Regions from separate parts of the Mus musculus genome. Here all the other regions are linked to region 2. A link is a contact called in ENCODE POLR2A ChIA-PET data. All regions are on one chromosome and are shown on one strand. Each heading gives the region's core, a stretch centred on a gene start or an enhancer-like site at or near the end of the contact. The rest is flanking DNA. Distances are from core to core; before and after follow the strand shown.

What was found. ChIA-PET counts read pairs that join two places held with the same protein, here RNA polymerase II (POLR2A).
Region 1: POLR2A ChIA-PET joins it to region 2 with 18 read pairs in Patski. The contact joins the promoter of Tent5b here to the promoter of Gpatch3 in region 2. POLR2A ChIA-PET finds 5 or more read pairs at or near these places in 3 of 5 experiments (Patski and embryonic stem cell).
Region 3: POLR2A ChIA-PET joins it to region 2 with 11 read pairs in Patski. The contact joins the enhancer-like site here to the promoter of Gpatch3 in region 2. POLR2A ChIA-PET finds 5 or more read pairs at or near these places in 3 of 5 experiments (Patski and embryonic stem cell).

The regions. Positions count from the first base shown.
Region 1 is chr4:133,477,748-133,481,966 of GRCm38, forward strand. Tent5b (terminal nucleotidyltransferase 5B) reads left to right here and starts at 2,386. Exons shown (of 2, transcript NM_175307.6): 1 at 2,386-2,816. The coding sequence starts at 2,553. It overlaps Gm13257 (a long non-coding RNA gene), which reads right to left. Exons shown (of 3, transcript XR_390815.4): 3 at 3,730-4,219.
Region 2 is chr4:133,573,300-133,576,978 of GRCm38, forward strand. Gpatch3 (G patch domain containing 3) reads left to right here and starts at 1,446. Exons shown (of 7, transcript NM_172876.2): 1 at 1,446-1,911. The coding sequence starts at 1,461.
Region 3 is chr4:133,658,113-133,661,859 of GRCm38, forward strand. It overlaps Pigv (phosphatidylinositol glycan anchor biosynthesis, class V), which reads right to left. Exons shown (of 4, transcript NM_178698.5): 4 at 3,313-3,747. Among named protein-coding and RNA genes, the nearest start is that of Pigv, 13 kb to the right of the region's middle. Within about 2 kb of position 1,524, at least 1 of the 3 ENCODE cell types and tissues checked has a DNase peak (open chromatin) inside an H3K27ac peak, as active enhancers do.

The DNA of each region.
Region 1 (4,219 bases), core at 1,136-3,635, 95 kb before region 2:
ACCCTAGCCCCATTGGGCAAACATGGACGGCATTAGCTTTGCTAATGGAAGCGTTGACAAAAGGCTGATTCACAGTACATGTGCTGGCTAATTGCTTGCCCTGCCCTAGACAGAAGGAAGGAGATAGAAAACGAGATTTGAATTTCCTTAGAAAACTTGATCAAGTCTATATGAAAGCCACTGTCCCAGCTTGTCCCTGAACGATTTTCAGCGTAGCTGGTCCACCTGGAATAAATCTCTCCTGTTTTCTAACCCCACTTTCTCTGTTTATACATTGAGAAGATAGACAGTAGATGCCAACAGCCCTCTTAGCTGAGCCTTTAGGCATGTGTGAGTATGTAGCCTGGTATCTCTCCAGCTGCCCTGGCTATTCCGGGACAAACACAGAGAGGACAGAAGGGGGCCTGGCAGAGTCACCTTGACAAGAAACTGCCCTGGTCAAGCATCCAAGGTCTCTCCTCCCTGGTTCAGTTATTCCTTCCCATAGTCCAACTCCATTTTTCTCTTACCATCCAAAATGTCTTGTTTACATCACTATTGTCTTTCTACAGTCGAAAGTTCTAGAAGAACTAGGATCTCGCCTGACCCATCTCACAGTTCAGCACCTCGTACCTAGTAGATTCCCTGTGAACATATGTTGACTAAAGAATGAATAAACAAATGGATGGGTGTTGTGGGTAGTGCCAGGGCTGTGCCAAATGTGACCCTGTGACCTGTGCCAACTTCTAAGAGGAGGGGTTGACAACAGAGTCAGGAGACATGAATTCAAGCCCTATACTGCCAATTAGTGGTTGTATGATTTTGGGCACTCACGACCTCTGGAGCCTTGGTTTCTTAATCTGCATATCTAGAAAAATGATCTCACCTGCTGAGGCATATTCTCAGGAATGAGTAGTTACATATGTAACATGACTTAGTGCATAGTAGAGGTTTAAGAGAAGGTAAGTTTCCTTCTCCCCTCCCCCACGTCTCCTGGAGGCTCAGAGGGAGAATGTGTCAGGGGCTATGCTGTGGCTTTGTGGTGGCTTGTGTTGGTTTGGGGGCTTGGGGATTAGACCCAGGATCTTGCACTAGGCAAGCATTCCGAGCCACTGAGCCAAATCCATGTGCAGGAGAGTATTATGCCTGGACCTCAAACGCTTTCATCAGTAGCCTCGGGGATCTAGAGTTCAGAGACAACTCAGTCAAAGATCTCATTTTTATTTCCCTCGTTTTGTGGCACCAGAGGTTGAAGCCTGGGTCTCCGGCACACTAGGCGAGCAATTGGTCAGCGCTTTATATCTCCAGCCTGTTGATGTTGTTGTTGACAGGGTCTCACTGTATATCCCCGGCTGACCCAGAACTCAACAGGCAGACAAGGATAACTGAACGTCTTATCCTCCTGCCCACACCACTGGAATGCTGGGGTTACACATCTGGTGGAACACACGGGGCCTCCTCCAGGGGTTTTTAGAGTGGCCTGAGGCTGGGGCCGGCTTTCAGAAAGAAGAAATGTGTGTTCTGGTTTGAGGCAGGTCAAGCTGTGCCCTGACAGAAACTGGGGTATAGTAGCTGTTTCTAAGTCCTGGATTCTTCTTCCCTGTCTTTTAATCCTTAGTCTGCCTTTTAGGAAAATGGAAGGCTACAGAATTTGCTATATTATTATTACGAGAATGACAAGAAAAAAATACTGCGGCGATGAACAGGGCGATTCGATTTCGATTCTCCCTCCTGCCCATGACACATATATTTAAAATCTGAAAAGGAGGAGGGGATAAGATTCAAAAGTAGCAATAAGCCTCGGCCTCTATGATCTGTAGAGAGAAAGAGAAAAAAAATAGTAATATCCATCCCAGAAAAACCCTGGGTGGGCCCAGATGGAGCAAAGAGCTACATAGATCTTTAAACCTCCATCAGGACCATAACTGACACTCACATGCTACATGATGATGGGTAATAACGCCCTCTCTCTAAGCAGATTTCACCTCACCTAAGATGGAACAGGTACGCCAGGCATGCGGTAATTCGAAGGGCCAATCAAAGGAATAAATTAGAAAGCGGCCGGGCCGCCTTGTCAACACGGCAACATTACTCTACACAGACCTCCCTCGACTTCTGCCGCTGGAGGGCGCTGTCCCTCTAAGTCCCGGCAGGCTCGGGCCAATCGCAAGCAGCAGCTTCTTTAAAGACCAAAGGAGGGAATTCGGTCCGAGAGAGGGGGCGGGGAAGGGGCGTGCCTTTCAGCCAATCAGAAACTCCTGAGAGCCAGCGATTCCCTTGCAAAACTGTGTTGGCCCGTGATAGGGGGAGGGACAAGAGGAGGGCATCTCCTGCTGTGTGACAGCTGTGCTGACCAATGGGCGTGCGGCCCGCGGCCTATAAGTGTCAGCTGGGCCCGAGCCGCCTGGCTCTAAGATCTGTTAGTCCTCCCTGCCGTCGGGGGTGTTCCCTGGGTTTGCCTCGCCGCCGCCGGGTCCCCGCACCCCGCCTTGGCCCGTGCACAGCCACTCTCCCTGCCCTCCTCGCCTTCACCATTCCCGGGTTTCTGCCGTCCAGGCACCGGGGCCGGGTGAATGATGCCGTCGGAGAGTGGAGCTGAGAGCCTGGAGCAGCCAGCTGCGCAGGTGGGGACCGGTGCAGCCTCGGCAGTGGCCACGGCTGGGGCGGCCGGCGGCGGCCCGGACCCGGAGGCCTCCTCGGCCTCCCTGGGACGGCACCAGAGTCGGCTGAGCTGGCCACAGGTGAAGCGGCTGGACGCGCTGCTGAAAGAGCCGATCCCCATTCACGGACGAGGCAACTTCCCCACGCTGAGCGTGCAGCCCCAGCAGATCGTGCAGGTGAGGGGGACCCTGGCAGGGTCGGGGGTGGGGTGGTGCTCTGCTGCAAGGTACCTGGAGTCTATGACTGGCCGGGAAGCTAGGGAAACTAAGAAACAGGAACCCGACTACTAGTTCAGCTCTTCCTGCACCCTGCTGAGCTTGCCTGCTTGCCGTTCTGGGGACCTCTTATTCCCTTGGGAACCACTCACCAAGACCCTGGCTGGGAAATGGGGTGGAGATGGAGGAGGCACTAGATGGGACATCGCCCTGGCAGTCGCCAGTGAGGAGGGTGTGTACCTGGTTCCAGAATAGCTTTTCTTCTTCTACCTCACATCCTTGGACCTCCTGCACCCTCAGGGTTCTAGGGCACTCTGCCCTTGTGTTCCCACAACCCTTAGCTCAAGAAGCCTTGGCTAGGTGAAACAGCCCAGAAATTCCTGGGAAAGCTCCCAACCTCCCACGTGTTGCGGCCAGACCGGAGACCTCACCCCTTTGAAGATAGCATCAAATTTCCATTTTAGGGGTTCCTTCTCCCTTAAGGCTAGAATGAAGGCCGGCCCAAGGTTCAGACCCCAAAACACTATCTCCCTCCTGAGGATCAGATTCTGGCAGCTGCCCCCCTCCCCCATCAAACTACAGCTCTTTTAACCTAACCCTGCAAGACCCCAAACTTGCTCTTTCTGCATACAGCCCGAGCACTGTGGAATTCTGAAATACCAGAGGATGCCCGTTCTTATACCCCATTCTAACTGAGGCCTCGGGTGGGAGGGTGAGCTACCTACCAAAGGCTATCCAGTGAGGTGGAGGTCAGGTTCAGGGAGGGAGTCCTGGAGCTCCCCAGGAACAGATGGTATCTGATCAACAGTTCCTCTCCCCCCCCATCCCCATCCCACCCCACTCCCCAGATTCCCAAACTCAACATCTAGTCCTGAAGTCCCTGTATAATGAAACCCAGAAAAGTTAGCTAGTGCTAGTTCCTGTGTGTTCCTGTCAATCATGGTCTTTCCACACAAGCCAGGTAAAGCTGGGCTTTATCATTCCCCACCCCCTTACTACAGCCTTCCACAGAGAGGGAGGGTGGCTGTTGGGGGACGGTCAGTCTTGCCCTCCCTCCCTAGGAACGGGGAATGAGGTGGAGGGTGTGGGGATGGATTCTCGAGGGCTGACTCACTGGCTGTCCCAGTGGGGCTGGCTATGGCATTCCATGCTCCCCTGACGTTGCCTGGATTATTAGTAAATGGCTTCAGCTTGTTTTGTTTTGAGATTAGGGTCCTCCTATGTTTTGTCCAGGCACCTATGAAACTCAAATGATCCTCCTGCCCCCAGCTTCCTCTGTAGCTGGGACTACAGGTGTGTCGCTACCCTTATGCTGGTTTTTCTCTGGAAGGAAACCCCCAGAATTCCAGGCAGGATGGGAAGGA
Region 2 (3,679 bases), core at 196-2,695:
GCCTACTTTTGGGCAGAGTTGCACTCGCTATGAATTTAAAAATGGATCCAGGGCTGGTGAGATGGCTCAGTGGGTAAGAGCACCCGACTGCTCTTCCGAAGGTCCAAAGTTCAAATCCCAGCAACCACATGGTGGCTCACAACCACCCGTAATGAGATCTGATGCCCTCTTCTGGAGTGTCTGAAGACAGCTACAGTGTACTTACATATAGTAAATAAATAAATCTTTATAAAAAAAAAATGGATCCAGAGGCTCCAACGCCCTCCTCTGGCCTTCCTGAACACTGCACACAATCACAAGAGCTATACTGTTTGTTTGTGAGGGACTCAACGCCTTGTACGGAGGTCGTCCGAAGCTGGCAATATGGTTTTCGCCTATGATCTCTGGGAATAGTTTTCGATGTCTATGCATGTATTTGTACATTTAAAAAAAAATCTTTTTGAGGGCTGGAGAGATGGCTCAGCGGTTAAGAGTACCAACTGCTCTTCTGAAGGTCGGGAGTTCAAATCCCAACAACTGCTTTGCAACCATCCGTAATGAGATCTGATGCCCTCTTCTGGTGTGTCTGAAGACAGCTACAGTGTACTTACATATAATAAATAAATAAATCTAAAACAAACAAACAAAAAAACCAAACCAAACCAAAAAAAATTTTTTTTTCCCTCGAGACTTCTCTGTGTAGCCCTGGCTGTCCTGGAACTCACTCTGTAGACCAGGCTGGCCTCGAACTCAGAAATCCGCCTGCCTCTGTCTCCTGAGTGCTGGGATTAAAGGCGTGAGCCACCACCGCCCGGTTTGTTACAGATAATTTTATGTGCATGAGAATTTTGCCTGCATGTATGTATGTGCAACACGTATGTGCCTCTAGAGGTCAGAAGAGGGTGTCCAATCTCATGAAACGAGTTACGTATGGGAGAGTTCCCTCGTACGTGGGTGCTGGGAATCCAATCCAAGTATTCTGTAAGAGCAGCGAAAGCTCTTAATTGCCGGGGCATCTCTTCATCTCCCCCGTCCCGCGCCCTGAGAAAGGCTCTCTCGACATAGCCCCGTCTCAGTCACTATGTTGACCAGGCTGGTCTTGAACTCACGCACACCTGCTTGCCTCTAACTCTCAAGTGCCGGGTTTAAAGGCGTGAGGCACCACGCCCGGCTGGGTTGGTACTGTAGAGTCCAGTTTTGCATCAGACCTCCGCCACCTCCCGCTCAGCATCCCGGTGCTCTACACTGGTTCCTCCTTAGAGCCTCTCACACGCTGGACCAGCTATCACTGAGCTACAGCCCAGCCCATCGCACGAGTTTTCCATCTTCTGTGGAGCTGGAAACACAGATTCGGCCCAAGAGCAATTAAAACGAAACTTCAAGTACCAAACGGTCACCGATGCCACATTGACCAAACTCCAGCATCCGAGACGTGGTGCTCTCGCGAGAGTGGACGCCAAGCAATCATGTGACAGGCCAAGATGGCGTCGCCCAGGGAGCTGGACGAAGAGTCGCCGGTTTACCTGGTGGTGAGCGGGATCCCTGCCGTGTTACGCTCGGCTCAGTTACGGAGCTACTTTAGCCAGTTCCGGGAACAGCGCGGCGGAGGCTTCCTGTGCTTCCACTACCGGCACCGGCCCGAGAGGGGCCCTCCGCAGGCGAGTCCCGAGGCGGCCCGGGCTGGCCCGGACCCCGCCGCTGAGGATCCGGTTCTCGCCCAGGCTCCGGCCTCCGATGCCCGCGCTGTCCGCGCCCGGGGCTCTGCGGCAGCCCAGACCCGCACCTGCTGCTGCGTCGTCTCGGTGAGGGGAGCGGCGCAAGCCCAGCGGCTGCTTCGCATGTACTCCGGTCGCCGGTGGCTGGACTCTCAGGGGACCTGGCTTCCCGGTCGCTGTCTCATCCGCAGGCTTAGGCTTCCCACCGAGGTTTCAGGTAAGGGGGAGAGAATGGACCGGACGCACGGCCCTTGGAAAAGAGGCGCATTGCCTGGGTGGTTAAGATAGGTTATCACTGTTTAGAGCTTAAGTTAGTTCTGGACAAAGCTACAAGTTTTCAGCCCAATCTGCATGTTTTTACTCAAGGACTTACAAGGCAAAACAGACAAAACAACTGAGATCTGTATAGATAAGTTTCAAATGTATCCCCTCTTAAGGACCATTTCCCTAAGGGTGGTGATTTTTGTACTGACATGATTTCTTAAAAAGGATATTTGGAGCCCGGTGCGCTAAGGCACGCCTTTGATCCCAGCTCTCAGGCGGCAGAGGCAGGAGGATCTCTGAGCGAGCGAATTCCAGGACAGCCAGTGCTACACAGAGGAACCATATCTTGAAATGCACAAAGGAAACTTGGTTTCTTCTAATCTAACCTAGCGACTGGAAGACAGGCTCTGCAGAGGAAAGAGCTGGGGGCAGCAGAGAGGGGCTGGGCACAAGTGTGTCCATTGGGGAAAAGGAAGCCAGGTGTTTTAAAATGCCAGATGGAGAGGTTTAAATAAATTATTTTGAAACAGTTCATCCTAAAGAGTCATTAGCAATAGTGGTGGTATATATGCCTTTAGTTCTAGTGCCTGGGAAGTAGAGGCAGATGGATCTCTGTAGTTCTAGCCTGGCTTGGTCTACAAAGTGAGTTCCAGGACAGCCAAGACTATCTAGCTCTGACCCTGTCTCAAAAGTTAAAAAAATAACATACAAAACAAAAATGAAAAACTGGTATCAGCTCAAAGTTAAACAGTTTCATAGAAAGAGGTGTGTGTGTGTGCGTGTGTGCGTGTGCGCGTGTGCACACACACTCGAGTGCATATGCCGGCTATGGTTTAAGCAGAATCTTTAGGAGCAATGTCTTATCAAGACATACAGCATGAGCTGCCTCTCTATGTGTGTGTCTCTCTCATGTAATCTATGCTGGCCTCAAACTCTATGAAAGTTCCAATGACCTTGAGCCAGGTGTGGTAGTGAACCCCTTTAATCCCAGGAAAAGCAATCAAATTTCTATATTCAAGGCCAGCCTGGTTTACATGTCTAGTTTCAGACCAGACAGGGTCTGCCTCAAAAATAAATAAACAAAAGAAGTAACCTTGGGCTCCTGCCTGTGCCTCCCATGCTGGGATTATAAGTGTATGCCACCATATTTGATCAGCCCATCATTTTCTTATGGACTTCTCAAAACAATCCTTTGCTACCAAGAAAGATTGCTTATCTTGCTACCCGCTCTGAAGACCTGACTTGGATCTCAGGACCCACATAGTGGGAGGAGAAAAGCAACTCCAGCAAGCTATATCCTGGCCTCCATAGGTGCACTGTAATGTGCACACCGCAGTAAAGAAACAAAACGTAGGGGGCTGGTGCGATAGCTCAGCAGGTAAGAGCACTGACTGCTCAAGGTCCAGAGTTCAAATCCCAGCAACCACATGGTGGCTCACAACCATCTGTAATGAGATCTGAAGACAGCTACAGTGTACTTATAAATAAATAAAACCTTTTATTAAAAAAAAAGAAAGAAAGAAACTGTAATAAAAAAAATCAGGGCTGGAGAGATGGCTGAGCACTGGCAGCTCTTCCATAGGACCCAGGTTCAATTCCCAGCAACCACATGGCAGCTCACAACCCTCTGTAACTCCAGTTCCAGCAGATCCAACACACACACACACACACACACACACACACACACACACACACACACACAGAGGCAAAACACCTCTGTG
Region 3 (3,747 bases), core at 274-2,773, 85 kb after region 2:
CTGCCAATGCTAACTAGGGCATGGGGGGAGATAATATACTCACTCGCTGCTTTCAACTCTTTGAAGATGTGTTTATTCTTATGTATATATGTATCTGAGTGAGTGTATGCCATGTGTGTTCAGGAGCCCAAGGAAGCTAAAAAGAATGTCAGAGTCCCTGGGGTTGGAGTTACCAGAGGTCTTAAGCTGCCCAACAAGGGTGCTTGGAACCACATAGACCACTGGAAGAGCAGTAAACACTTTTTGTTGTTTATAAAAAGATAAAGAGGGAATTGGTGGAAGTGTGGTTAAGGTATGGGGGAAGGGGGTACCTCAGCTGGCCCATGCTGAGGCATCCCTTCCCCCTGAGGGAACAGCCACACAGTATAGTAGAGAATAGTTTATTCAGAGCCTGGGGAGGGGAGTTAAGGGGGTAGTAGAGGGGGCTGGAGAGATGGCTCAGCGGTTAAGAACACTGACTGCTCTTCCAGAGGTCCTGAGTTCAATTCCCAGCAACCACATGGTGGCTCACAACCATTTGTAATAGGATCCTACGTCCTCTTCTGGTGTGTCTGAAGACAGCGACAGTGTATTCACATACATAAAATAAATAAGATCTTTGAGGGGGAAAAAAAGAGAGAGGGTAGGAGAGACAGAGAAAGGCAGGGAGAGAGGGGGAGGGGTGGGGGGAGGGATGTGGGGGGAGGGGCTAGAGAACAGAGGGAGCAAGAAGGCAGGAGCAAGAGACAGTGGGGGGCCAGGCGGTGAGCAGCCCCTTTTATAGTGAGTCAGGCACACCTGGCTGTTGCCAGGTCACTGTGGGGTGGAGCCTAGACAGAATGCTAACACTTTTAACCACTGAGCTATTTCTCTAGGCCATGGAGTTTAAGAGTGTTTGTGTTCCTATGTGCAATGTGCTCAGGAGTGCAGGTTGTCAAGGTTTCCTGGTGTTGTCTCTGCTGGAGCTACAGTGATAGGGTCTTGTACTTGGGTCCCCTACAAAAACAGGACTTGGGGCTCTTAACCACCGAGACATCTTTCCAGTTCTTTTTGTTTTGTTTTGTTTTGAGACATGGCCTCACTACGTAGCCCTGGATGTCCTGGAAATCACTCTGTAGACCAGGATAGCCTCCAATTCACAGAGATCCCCCCTACCTCTGCCTCCCGAGTCCTAGGATTGAAGGTGTGCACCACAGTAGGCTTAGATTTCACAATCTTCCTGCTCCATCTCACAAGGGCAGGGACTGCACGTGTGCACCACACCATCTTCAAATTAAAACTTTAATTCATCCTCGTTATAAAAAAAATTTAAGTAGAAAGATAGCAAAACATGTCCTTTATGCCTCAGAATTTGCTACTTCTGGGCCAGCACTCAGAGGGCTCAGTGGGGGAAGGGACTTGTCCTCAGGCCTGACATGCCCAGTTTTAAGGACAGCATAATAAAGAACTAAGACTCAACAAGAGGGCAATGCTGACTTCCACGTGGGCTATAGGATGTTCATGTTCACACACACTCACACACACACACACACACACACTAAAATGTTGCTTTTTAAAGAATTTACCACTTCCCTAATGAATGCTCCGGTGCACTGGCCAGCAACACTTGAGGACAGGAGGCGTGGCTAGGCCTGCCTTAGTCCAAAACAGGCATTAATAAACAACTGGTGAAAAGAATCCTTTTAAAAACTTAAGCCTCCACACTTTACATTTTTAGACCCAGACTTCCGCTGCCCCACCCCAGTGGGACTACTAGAGACCCGCCAAAGCTTCCCCTTTTCCCACCTCCATTAAAGAACAAAAAGACATCCACTTCTGGGTCCTCAGAGTGTCTGGTTTGTATTTTAGCAGGGTCTTGGAAGGAAATGACTTTTCTCTGAAACCGTGGCCGCCCCACCCAGCTGTGGCATTCTTAGACCTCGGGGAAACAGGAAGCTCCGGCCTTGGGCCCTTCACGGTCCTCCTTCAGACTATTAAAGACTGTTAATAGGCCGGTAAAGGGACAGCTGCTGGTCATAAAGTCAGCCCGCTCCTTACAAGCTGAGCCGTGAGCCTCCCAGGCCAGAAGCCCGGCCTTCTCCAGGTGTGCTTACCTAGCCGGGGTGCCCAGGTGTAGGGTTTCTTCAGTGATGGCTCTAGGGACAAAACAGGGGAGACTGAAGCTGCTCTGTAGGGGGTGAGTCACCTCTCCCAGGAGAGGAACAATCACTTCTGGTTACCCTCCAAACGGAGGCAAAGTGGAGCAGAGAGGGAGACCAAAGGATCCCGGCTCCTCCCACGCACTTTTTTTTTTTTGGAGGGGGAGGGGGAGTCCTAGGATTTGCAGCTGCTGGGGAAGAGGCTGCAGTCTGCCAGCTGGAGGGACACACTAGGGGAGAGGTGTTGTCTTTTGCCAAGAAGGGCACTTGGTGTCTTGGCAGAAGGCAGAGGGCTGCCCCAATCTGTGTGTACATTTTCAGTAGCATTTGACTCTGGACCAAATGCTTGGCTGTGCTAGTGCTGTGGTGCTGGGTGGGAATGCTCGTTGGCCAGGCTGGCTGGAGGCTCCCACAGAGGGTGCTGGGCCTGGGCCAGGAGCTTCCCTTCAGCTGGCAAGTTGAGCTTTCTGTCACGGTCGGAGGGAGTGTGTCCAAATTCCAACTCCGAGCTTTCCAGAAGCCACTGCTGACTGCCATCTGTTTTGAAGAATGCTGCTTATTGGAATTTTTGGCCCAATGGGGAGTAAGGATGGTGACACCGAGCCAAAGTTACCTGGCTCAAGAATGCACAAACGCTGCGCAGCAGGGACACTGTCTTTCATTTATACAGGGTCTTATTCTGTAGCTGCCCTCAAGCTCACCTCAAGCCTCAGCATCCTGGAGTCATCCTTCCTCAGGGGCAGGGTTACTCTTAGTAACCACAGGGAGCCAGGAAGCAGGGCAGATGCTACAGTAGACAACCTTGGACTGACTTAGCTACAAGGTTCCCCCATCAAGGCTGTGGGGTAGGTGCCTCTGACTCATGCAAGTGTGATCTTTGAGAATGGAAAACCAGTCACCCTGGGTTACCCTTTTCCACCAGGTGTCATTACTCTCCACGACAGCTTCTATTCCGAGTTGTTCCCAGAGGTGGGGGGGAGGCTGTTTCCAATTGATCAAAGGAGGACTTTCCCATTAGACCACTTGTGAGCCTCCATTTATCTTTTGTTTAAGGTAGCCTCAAGATTTAAGGCCTAAATCACACCCCAGGGAAGAAGTCTCCTCCTTAATTTCAGAGAAGGCAAAAGCTCTGAAGGTGGCTTTAGATCATACAGCTGGAAAGTGAGGAATGGGAGCCAAGATTCAGACCCTGTGCTCTGATCCAAGTGGTGTTTATTACTGAAATTAGGGCCTCGTGTGCTTTACTACGGAGTTCTAGCCTCAACCCTCTATAATTTATAGAAACTAGTTCGGCAGAGGTAGGAGGATCTCTGAGTTCAAAACCAGCCAGATCTACATAGCAAGCAAGTTCTAGGACAGTCAGAGTTACACAGAGGGACCTTGTCTTAGCTCCCCTGACTACCCCTCCTCCAGAAAAAGGTAATTCATTGCAAAAGGAGTATTTAGATTTTCACAGTCTGTAGGATAGACACAGACACACACACACCAGTATCATAAAGAAAACTTCAGGGAGCTGGAGAGATGGCTCAGTGGTTAAGAGCACTGGCTGCTCTTCCAGAGGTCCTGAGTTCAATTCCCAGCAGCCACATGGTGGCTCACAACCATCTGCAATGGGATCTGATGCCCTCTT